Regions from separate parts of the Homo sapiens genome. Here region 1 is linked to region 2. Evidence: chromatin contacts called from ENCODE Hi-C or POLR2A ChIA-PET data. All regions are on one chromosome and are shown on one strand. Each heading gives the region's core, a stretch centred on a gene start or an enhancer-like site at or near the end of the contact. The rest is flanking DNA. Distances are from core to core; before and after follow the strand shown.

Region 1 (5,320 bases), core at 2,732-5,231, 120 kb before region 2:
TGGATATGTTAATTAGTTTTCTTTAATTATTCCACATGGTATTCATAAATTATAGCATCACGTTGCACTCATAAACATATTCAATTATACATTATAATTTATAGATATTGTTGATTTACAATTTAAAAAAAAAAACCTTCACATGTCTTTTAACATAAGACCATCGAGCCAGAGAATATTATGGAATTACCTGGTAAACTGATGTCTCTGCCTCCCCTTACTGGCAGAGCTCAGTGGGAGCCTCACTCCTTGCTGCCATTCCTTCCTTCTTGCCGAGTCGCCCTTTCCTATTCCCCAATACCCCCAACCTGCATACCCAGGTGAGTCACAAATCCTGCCTTTGAGGTTTCTCTGGCATCTTGTCCTCTGTATAAACCTCAGCCTATAGACACTTCTCAGTGTCTGAAGCCCAATAAACAAGAATAGATGCTGCTGTCCTACTGTGGAAATCACTAATTGGGAAGGTGATTCACTGCAAACGGGCAGAGAGAGATGGAGCTGATGGAAAAGGGCAATCGCATAGAGCTCTAGGGGCCCGCCGACTGCCAGAAGTCTTCCTGATGGGGGTGCTTAGGGCGTCTGTGAGAGACAGTGTCTGAGGGCTTGGAGATCTCTTCCAGGTAATCTGGCTTTATGACTTGAAGACCCAATTAAAAAGACCTAAGGGCATTGGAAAATATTTCAAACGGGGCACATTTGGGCAATGAATATTTATGGATACAGGGATGCATAAGGTATGTTTGCTGTGGTGAATTTTCAGTCGAGAAATCCCAAAAGCAAATGAAATAAGAGCCTCCGTTTTTTAGTTTATTTACTTGAGAAATTGGTACTTCGGCTTTCTTAGGCCCAGTTGGTCTCATGCCACTTACATTTGTAAACTCTGCAATTTTTTTCAGGAATGCATGGATGGTCCCAAAACATAAAATCTATAAATGTAATTTTATCTGAGGATGGAATGCATCACAGCCTAAAAAGTTTGCAGCATCCTTAATGGGCAAACAACACTGGCAGCATCCTGATAGAGAGAAACGTAACAAGAATGCCCGCTGCTCCTACAATTTACTATTTAACACTGTATTGGAAATATCAGCCAATACCATTAAACAAGTGAAAGAATGTAGAGGCAAAAAAACTTGGAAATGAATAAACATAAAAACCCAAAGAGAATCACTGACAAACTACAAACAATTAGAGAACTCAGGAAAATGCTGGTGTACACATAGGGTCCCAAGTTGACGAGTAGCACCAAGCAGCCATCTTGAAACAGTCTCCCCGGCCCTCCTCTTGATAATTGTCTCTGGTGAGGACTAACCACACAATTAACTGGTTTAGATTTTCTGATTTTCAAATGATATGTTTATCCTCCCAACTCTGAATATTCTCTTCAAGACCATGTCCTCAGATTATCCAACGGAATCTTCCTGAACCAATATAAAGAATATAGTAAGCTACTTAAGCATTTTTCCTAAGCAGCATATTAAAAAAAAAAAACTCGATGGAATTTTTGGCATGTTTATCATCTGAAAGCCACCAGCTGTACTCGGTTTGTCCCCTCTCCTGTGACAGTGCTGGTCCTACCTGAGACTTTTCAACTTGTGTGAATTGGGTCTTCCAAGCATTATCAAAGGAAAAGCAACTTTCCAGGGAAGGGTGGTTGTAGTAATCATCGTGCCTATGTCTCTTGCAATAATACTTAAAATCAGATGGTGCTGACCCACTTAGAAACAAGGATTAAAGAAATCTGCTTAGAATTGAATTGAGTCCACCATAGCAACTTGCCAAGAGAAATGCATTCCACAGAATGCCCTTCAGAGAACCTCTCATTAGCCAGACTGCAAACCTTTGATTTCTTTTCATTTAATATATGACTGCCTGGAATTCATTTAAACATGGATGTGATACATGTTCATATGTATGTTCACAGCATATTAGTCTAGTCTTTTATTTTTCCTGGACAACATACACAAGTCTTATGTAGGACTTAGTCATCTGTAGCTCTAACCTAAATTTTAAAAGTTGTATATTTTTAATAAAAAGTATATATATTCTAGATAATTTCTTTGTAAATTTGTATGTAGTTTCAAATATATCAGAATTTTGAAAAAGTAAAGCATTGCTTTTTATACTGGAAACTTTTGCTGAGCCTTTAATTTAGTATTACGAAAAATGAATAGCAGAATCTGTTATTTCTCCTGCCAACCAGATACAATAGAATCTGCCCAGAAATGTCTCCTTGCTTTCCCTAACCTCTGTCAATTTTATTTATTCTTCTGTCTATACATTTGTTTCTATGTCATATTTGATGTTATCTATCACTGATGTGTTTTCTTTAAAATGTGTTCTTACTACATGTCCTATTGTGGATGGATTTACATCAGTATATCTCCCATAGACTGAAACTTCTCAGAAGGGGAAGGCTCTTTGTAGGATTTAACACAGTGGTTTTTAATTTTGGTTCTGCATTAAGGTCACCTGGAGAGATTTTTATAAATTCAGTTGCCTGGATGCTGCTCCTGAAGGTTCTAGTTCAGTGGGTGTGTGGTAAGGCCTATACTTTAGTATTCTCAAAAAGCTTCACAGGTAGTTGTGACACACAGCTAAAAGCTGAGAGGCGCTCTTTTAATACCATGCTTAATTCTATCCATAAGTACCCAGCATAATTGCCTGGCACATAGACAACCCTCAAAAACTGTTTACATAATTGGTAAACTGGTTTGAGATGAAGCTTTATGAGATGTCTTCCTTCACTGGAGCAGCCTTGACAGAGTCATTGCATCAGGTAAGTCCAAAGAGACTGAGTAAATAAAATGCTGGCAAAGCCACAGCTGCACTTGCTTGAGTTGTGTCATTTGAGCCCACCAAATTATTGACTTAACCCAGACAGGCCCAGTCTATTTTGTAATTTAAAAATATATGTGTATATATTTTGTAAGGAGATTCTGGTTACTAACAATCTAAGATTGCAGAAAGAATATGCCTTTGTTGTCATAAAACATTCTTTATATTTATGAAGTCTTTTTCCTTGAGTTAAAAATGGATAAATAACTGTGCAGTCAAATGACAACATCACATAAAAGATTTCAGAGCTGTTACATAATTCAATAAGTGAAAATTCCCCAACATTTGCATGTTTGGTTTTGGTGTGTTATGCTTGGTGATGTAATAGAAGCCAGTGTTATATTTTCTTCGTGTAAACCAGTCCCACTTTCCCTCCAGCAGTGATTGGTTTGTAGTGATCCTGAAGCTGTGAGAATTAACTGGACTTGGACAAGAGAGCCTGAAGGCAAACCCTGGCACTTACTCCAGTGGAAAACTGGCCTGTCTTTCTGATCTCCTCTGGAGTGCTTCTCAAATGCTAGGTGCGTGCATCAGAGCCACCTGGAAACCTTGCTAAACATTCAGATTCCTGGGCCTCACTCCCAGATGTTCCCATTGAGTAGTTCAGCCATGGAGCCTGGGAGTCTGTATGTTTAATGGCCACTCCAGGTTGATGCAGGAGATGTGACACCAGCAGAAAGATTGCTCTGGGGTGCACTTTGTTTTTTCTTACTTCCAGTAGCTGAAGGAAACTGATGCAAGGGCTTAACAACCTAGGCCATAATGGGAGTTTACTTGCACTAGGCGTGTCTTAGACTATTTTATTTAAAAGAGTTTTTTTAACAAATGTACTTGAACCCTAAAGAATCTTATATGCCCCTTGGAGACATTTATTGCTGGCTGAAATTCAGTCTTGGAGCCAATGTTTTCAAATCCAATTAATTAAACTGTTTTACCAAAGCTGTTGGGAATGTTTTCACAAATCTTACCCTTTAATCTGAATGAAAATAGAATACAGACTTCACTAAAACAACTTCAAGTATAATTTGCAATCTAATCAAGAGAGATTAATATTAAGTAATCTGACAACATCCTCTACAGTGGGGAGCAGCTGGTAAGCAATGTTGTGAAAGTGCTCAACTACAGGCAATCCAGGCTGTGAGCCTCTGTGGGACAAGAGGAGGGAGGCGGAAGGCAGATAGCCACTTCCAGTGCCCCTGCACCTGTGAGTTTCCCTGCTCCAAGGAAAGGAACCAGTGAGGAGGACCCGAAGCTAGTGGCTTCCCCTTCTGTCTGCCTTTAACTTTTCTAGTCTTTCCCCTCTTCACTCCTTCCTCTCCATTTTTTCTTTTCCTTACTTCTTCTCAGAAGTGTGAGTGAAGTCTGAGCCCCAGGTCCCCGTGAAGCTGGTTCTTTCACCTTTTACAAAGATGGCTGGTGATGCATTTCACCTGCAGGCTCCAGTCCAAAAGGCCCATCTTCAGGGTTGAAAGAGCCTAGCAGTTTGCAAAACCAACCCGATCTTATCCTTTCTTTGGATGCTCACAGTGGTAATTAAAGTCTTTTGTGATAATTTCTGAAACAAGGAGAAAATAGGAAATTAGTGCTCTTGGAACTGAATTGGAATCCCAGACTAGCTGCCAATATGTGGATGAATCACCAAAAGGTCTGGGAGCTATTTGCCTTCTATCAGCACAGAGGGAGGTTAGAATGGAAATCAGCGAAAAACAAATGACTCAGTTTTCCTTTTTAACAAATGCTGAATTACAGCTGCCTGTTTCCCTGTTTTAAATAAAAGGGATAAAACCACAACTGCCCAGTGGCAGTCTAGAATGAAGAACTAACAACTGCTTCCTGCATTGGTATCCATGGAAAATGGGATGCCTCCCTACTCATACATGCACTGGTCAACTTTTTGCAGAAGCTGATGACATTGTGTACCAGGAAGGGGAGATATAAGTCAAAGGAAGATTCAACCATTTATTTCCTGCTTTGTCAAAGACTCATGTGATGGGAAAGAATGAAAAAGCCTGTGTTTCCACCCCAACTTTTCTATTGGCATGCTACATGATTTTGGCAGGTCATCCAGCCTTTTTGAGGGTGTTTCCTAATCTTTGAAATGAGAATAATACCTGCATGACAGGGCAATTGTGAAGGACAAGCGAACTAGTATACCTGAGTTAATGCCTTCACATTTTAAGTCCATAAAAATGTAAAGTTATCTTTGCTGCTGTGAAGGTATTTGGAGGGGTGGCAACAGTTAATTACAGAAATGAGGCAAGTGAGAGGAGAGGAAACTTTTCTTGCATTTATAGAGGAGATAATAAGTATTTGAGTGGACATACCGGTTATCACAGATTTTTTTTTTTCTTTTTTGAGATGGAGTCTTGCTCTGTTGCTCAGGCTGGAGTACAGTGGTGCAATCTCGGCTCACTGCAACCTCCGCCTCCCGGGTTCAAGTGATTCTCCTGCGTCTGTCTCCCGAGTAGCTGGGATTACAGGT
Region 2 (5,233 bases), core at 2,734-5,233:
CTCAGCAGCTCAATCCATAAATAATTTTTGGAAGACAACAAGCAGTTTCACAAACTACTTATAAGTCCTCAAGTTCCAAGGTAATTAACGTGGGTGTCTCATTGCCTCAGAGAACACAGCGCAGCACGGAAATTCTACAAGACCTGACGGACAGGAACATCTCCGACTTCTTGGTAAAAACGTATCCTGCTCTTATAAGAAGCAGGTAAGAAGAAATCCTTTTATGCTTTTTATCCTGGCTCCCTGTAGAAGATATTAACTAGGGACAGAAGATAATTTTCTCTCTCAATTTATGTATGATCAGGGCAGTAGATTTTTTTCTTTTTTATCTGATTTGAGGGCCCCATTCAACATAAAAAGCAATTGAGGCACATACAAGTAAAATGTAACTTAAGATTAATTCTTTTTTTGTTGTTTGTTTGTTTGTTTTTACATTTAGGGCAAGCAGTCTTAAATTTTAACCCACGTATTATTAAAAGTTATATCAGAAGACCATAGAAGTTATTCAAAAATGCAGCCACATATTTTAACTAGTTAAAAGAGAGAGTAAAAATTTGGAGGGAGGTGGAGGAGTATAGGGGAAAAGGTAGAAGAAAAAGAGAAAATAAGTAAGTGGCAAAAAAGAGAAAGGAAAAAGATAGGGTGGGAAAGAGGCAGCGGGACAGTGTCTGAGTCCAGCACACGCCAGGGCGAGCCAGGTCAACTGCAGCTGTCATATTCTAACTGTGAATTATCATCTTTGATCACTGCCCTTTGAGATGCCAATGAACTTTTCAAGAAATATCTAGTTCTCTTGGCTCTCCAGCTGTTCTTATCAGCCCCATCCAGGATGGAACAGCTTTGGCAGCCCGTATCAGAACAAGCAGCTTGACAGGGGCATGCCATGCCAGGAGAGAGGATCCTAAGGAAGCGTGGTCCAGTCCGCACAGGCTCTGGGGCTTTAAGATAAAACCTCCTGTCTAACTTTAGTAGGACTTTCTGTTGCTTCACCTGCCAGAGCCCTGAACGAGGGATAAATTGACTTAATTAACTAGAACACACTGCAAATGGTGAAAGCATTTAGCAAAACAAAGAATGCCATCCAAGCCCCAAAATAAAAGCAGAATAAATAGAATGCAATAAACAGCAACCATCCCAAACTGAGTTCTCAGCAGCAAATCTCCAGTATGAAATTTTGGATTTTGTGCGTGTGTGCTTAAAGGTGGATGACAATGACAGTTCATGGGATTGAGCTCTGGGGTCCAGAGTTGGCATCTGTTCATTTCCCATTTTGTCATTTTACCCTTGATTGACTGAATGTCAGTGCCTTAACTTTGGGCTGTGGAGTGAGTCGGAACTCCCCCGAGGTGTGCAGGTGGTTGTTAGAGTCTCATTTTTGCAGGGTGGAAGACAGGAGGGCTGCAGCCTTCATTCCACACTGACATGGTCATTGCCGTGTGTTCTGGGTCCAGATCAGGCATATTGACCTGACATATGACCTGACAACAGGACCACTCAGAAAGTCCAGCATGCGGGATATGATTTGGAGAGCCAGTGGGGGAAATCATAGGTCCTTTCTCTGCATGTGTATTCAGGCAATGTCCCAGGGCTGGGCGGCTTCCGCATTGCTTGGATATCGGAAAATGCAAAAATGCCCCTGAAGACTGAGACTTCAGTCTTCAAAATGAATGTTTGGGAAAGAAAGTTAACGGCACTGCTGTACTTGTGGTATTCATTGCATTATTTTATTTTGGCTTTCAGCTTAAAGAGCAAATTCTGGGTCAATGAACAGAGGTAAGAAACTATTTTTATCAGAATTAAAATCTCAGATTGATTCATTGTTGAAATAATTGCACACTTTTAAAAGGCACACCTCACAGCCATGAGGAGGGGCTGTTCTGTAGGTGCTCAGGAAGTCACAAGACACGTCCTGAAGAATATGTGGCTAGGGACATCCCAGACTCAGAAGACACTCAGTGGTGCCTCTTCTTGGAGGACATAAGTGGGGGTGGCATTCCCTGATGTGGCGTTTCAGAGCATTCTCACCCAAAAAAAGCTTCTAAAACCTCCAAGTATATAACAGTTTATAATACTCCAACAAGAGGGCCTTGTAGCCTAAACCCGGGACACTCCTTGGCCCATTCCTTTTAAGCTTCAGGGAGTGTGGGCCAGCCCCAGACTCACCCCATTCCTGAGGCATCCTGGAGGTTGAAATATTTCCAGAGGTTTAGAACCTCACCAAGTGGGACTCTAGGAGCCTGCTGCCTCCCAGCCTCCCTCAGGAACTGCACCTCCAGAACAGGTGCGGGGCTGACATGTATGTGCTTTCCTGGGCAGATTCTAGACCGTACACATGAAATCTGGCTTTCAGGATTGCTCTCCAGAGGGACCTGTGGGGCCTCGGCTGAGACAGAGAGTAGGAGTGAGGCAGTGATTCAAGGCCCTGAGAAAGAGCTCCTCCTCTGCTTGGTATAACCAGCTAATTCATTCTGTTCTGTTGACTTTGGCTTCTGCCCTGCCTTTGAAGGGTTTGAGGCCAGGGAGTGATGCACTCAGACTGGTGTTTCCACACAGTCACTTCAGACTTCCAGGGCAGTACAGGAGATAGATCCCAGGGCCAGTGAAGAAGCAGAGCACAAGTCCAGGCAGGAGAGGCTAAGGGCCTCCCTGAACAGGTGTGAGGCACAGAAGCCCCGAGAGGTAGGGATGACAGGATGAAGATGGGTCCTGTGCTGCTAGAAGTACCTGCAAAGCACAGAGGTGGCACAGAAAAGGAGTCCTTGGCTGGGATGGGAGGAGATGACATGTGACATGTGAAAGAGGACCTGGAGTTGGCTCGATGCTCCCAAAAGGGAAAGGTGCCGAGGGGAGCTAGCAGCCATGCAAAGGCAGAGACATGCAGGCAGTCTGGGCCATGAGGAGCTCTGGAAGTGACTCGATATGTCCAGAATAGGCCACTCCAGGGAAGGGCTGAGGAAGGATGAAGTTGGAGAGGGGCACAGACCAGATGCAGAAGGGCCTCAGAGGCCAGGATGAGGGTTTGGACTCCTTCCTGGAGGCAGCAGCAGTGGGAAAAGAGTTAAAAGCTGGTTTGTAAAGTGGAGCCATGTTGCTCGCTGGTCCAGGCAATTCCCCCGAAAGTTCATGTTTCCCTACAAAACCCGAGAGAGCTACTAGTAGGCGTGAAGTTCGTGGCCCTGGTCTGAGGATTTCCTGTTTCCTTGTCAGGTATGGAGGAATTTCCATTGGAGGAAAGCTCCCAGTCGTCCCCATCACGGGGGAAGCACTTGTTGGGTTTTTAAGCGACCTTGGCCGGATCATGAATGTGAGCGGGGTATGTAAACAGACTGGAGATTTGAGTAGGATTTTTGACTTGCTTAACTACCATGAATGAGAAACTCTCATGAGTGATAACAGGAAAAAAAAATTAAAACCGTCTTGTTTGTTTGTTTACATGGTTTTTAGGGCCCTATCACTAGAGAGGCCTCTAAAGAAATACCTGATTTCCTTAAACATCTAGAAACTGAAGACAACATTAAGGTACTTGACCTATGTATAATCTGCTCTGGAGCTAAAAATTTACCTGAGCTGGTTATTTTATTTTTACTTTCCTACCTTCATTAAATTCCATCCCTCCTCCTGCTGAAATCTAGCAAGGAATGTCTTCCAGCTACCAAACCCTTCCTGCTTCTCAAATTTCCTTTCCTTCACTGATTTCTGCTTTAACTAGCTGTTAGTGCAGCGTCTCAGATGTCCTCTCCACCCTCTAGGTGTGGTTTAATAACAAAGGCTGGCATGCCCTGGTCAGCTTTCTCAATGTGGCCCACAACGCCATCTTACGGGCCAGCCTGCCTAAGGACAGGAGCCCCGAGGAGTATGGAATCACCGTCATTAGCCAACCCCTGAACCTGACCAAGGAGCAGCTCTCAGAGATTACAGTGTAAGCCACCACAGCCCCAGCCTCACCACTTTCTTGTCACCTTCTCCACTCTTTGAACATCCTGAGAGGATTCTCACCACCGCGAAGTGCTGATTTGGATGGTAATGCTGTTTAGTCAGGCACATATGAACATCCGACTTTCAAATAAGTGCCTCACACTTCACATACCAGACCTCTTGGTCATTCTTTCTCCCCAACATTTATGTGGCAAGTAAGTTTACATTTGGTTCCATTCCCTTTTGGCTTTTGATAGCAAGTTGCTCCTGGAGCTTATACAATTATTATCTTTGCTATGTGCAAAGCAGCTGCCAGGAACTGGCAAAGTTCAGTAAACCTTTCAGCTCCCTCGGAGTAATTATCTTAGATTCCAGGAATTTCCTCAGAAGAGCATACTTTGGAGATGTCGACAGAGCTTTGCTACCCTCAAGCTGAGGCTCTTCTTGCACAGTTTCAGCCAGTGGAGACAGTGGCCTTGTGCGTTTTGTAGTATGTTCACTCTATTTGAGGCCTACATGGAGGAGGGGTTGGTAGGAGCACCTTTGTTAGTGCAAACTTCAGCAACGTTGTGGGGTCCTGATTTTACTATCCTAGCACACGCTGAGTGCCAGTGAACATGCCCAGGGTCATCCACTAAAACCTGGGCCTTGGCTCCTTGGTGTCTTCCTCTGGACACCCTAGGGCCCTAGACTGTCCTCTGTTAATTCTCACTCAGCCACACTTTCGTGTGTCTCCTTCCAGTCATTTGTTCTAAGCTTACTACGTGTATGGATGATATGATCTGTAGTTTTATCAAGGTAGTGACTACCACATAGGATACCTTTGTGGAAATTAGTAAAAATGCTCTTTTCTGCAGGTGGACACTGTCCCATGCCAGGGGTTATGGCTTGTACATAAAGTTCAGGCTGGCTTTAGCCCCAACTTACCCCTCAGCCAGATGCCTTCTATTTGTCCGAGGAAAGAATAAATAGAGCCAAGTCCCTGTACAACTTGCCTGCCCTCTTTTCACTTAAATTTACATCATGAACATTTCCTTGTGTTACGATGTACTTCTTGAAAATGTGATTTAACAAGATGATTATTAACAAAAGATAAATCTCACAGACCGTATGTCTGTCAACATAGAAAATTCAAGAGACTCTATAGACAGATTATTAGAGCTAATGAGAGCATTGCAGTACATAAGATTAATATAAACATCTATTTCTATACACCATAAAAATAATTAGAGAATATAATAAAAAGAAAGGTTGTCTAGAAATATTCACATGAAATAGAAAGGCAACCCGCAAATACCCATTTAACCTTGGTCCATAT

Evidence for each region. A loop is a pair of places that touch in the nucleus more often than their neighbours do. ChIA-PET counts read pairs that join two places held with the same protein, here RNA polymerase II (POLR2A).
Region 1: a map of endothelial cell of hepatic sinusoid shows a loop between it and region 2 (2.3-fold over the local background). The contact joins two enhancer-like sites. A Hi-C loop is called at or near these places in 1 of 168 maps with a recorded cell type or tissue (endothelial cell of hepatic sinusoid). POLR2A ChIA-PET finds 5 or more read pairs at or near these places in 1 of 52 experiments (GM12878).

What each region holds. Positions count from the first base shown.
Region 1 is chr1:94,141,472-94,146,791 of GRCh38, reverse strand. LOC105378858 (a long non-coding RNA gene) reads left to right here. Exons shown (of 4, transcript XR_947605.4): 4 at 897-1,973. Among named protein-coding and RNA genes, the nearest start is that of ABCA4, 23 kb to the right of the region's middle. Within about 2 kb of position 3,981, at least 3 of the 41 ENCODE cell types and tissues checked have a DNase peak (open chromatin) inside an H3K27ac peak, as active enhancers do.
Region 2 is chr1:94,019,926-94,025,158 of GRCh38, reverse strand. It overlaps ABCA4 (ATP binding cassette subfamily A member 4), which reads left to right. Exons shown (of 50, transcript NM_000350.3): 31 at 111-205; 32 at 1,741-1,773; 33 at 3,208-3,313; 34 at 3,445-3,519; 35 at 3,750-3,919. Among named protein-coding and RNA genes, the nearest start is that of ABCA4, 99 kb to the left of the region's middle. RefSeq lists an enhancer at 3,214-4,413. Within about 2 kb of position 3,983, at least 11 of the 41 ENCODE cell types and tissues checked have a DNase peak (open chromatin) inside an H3K27ac peak, as active enhancers do.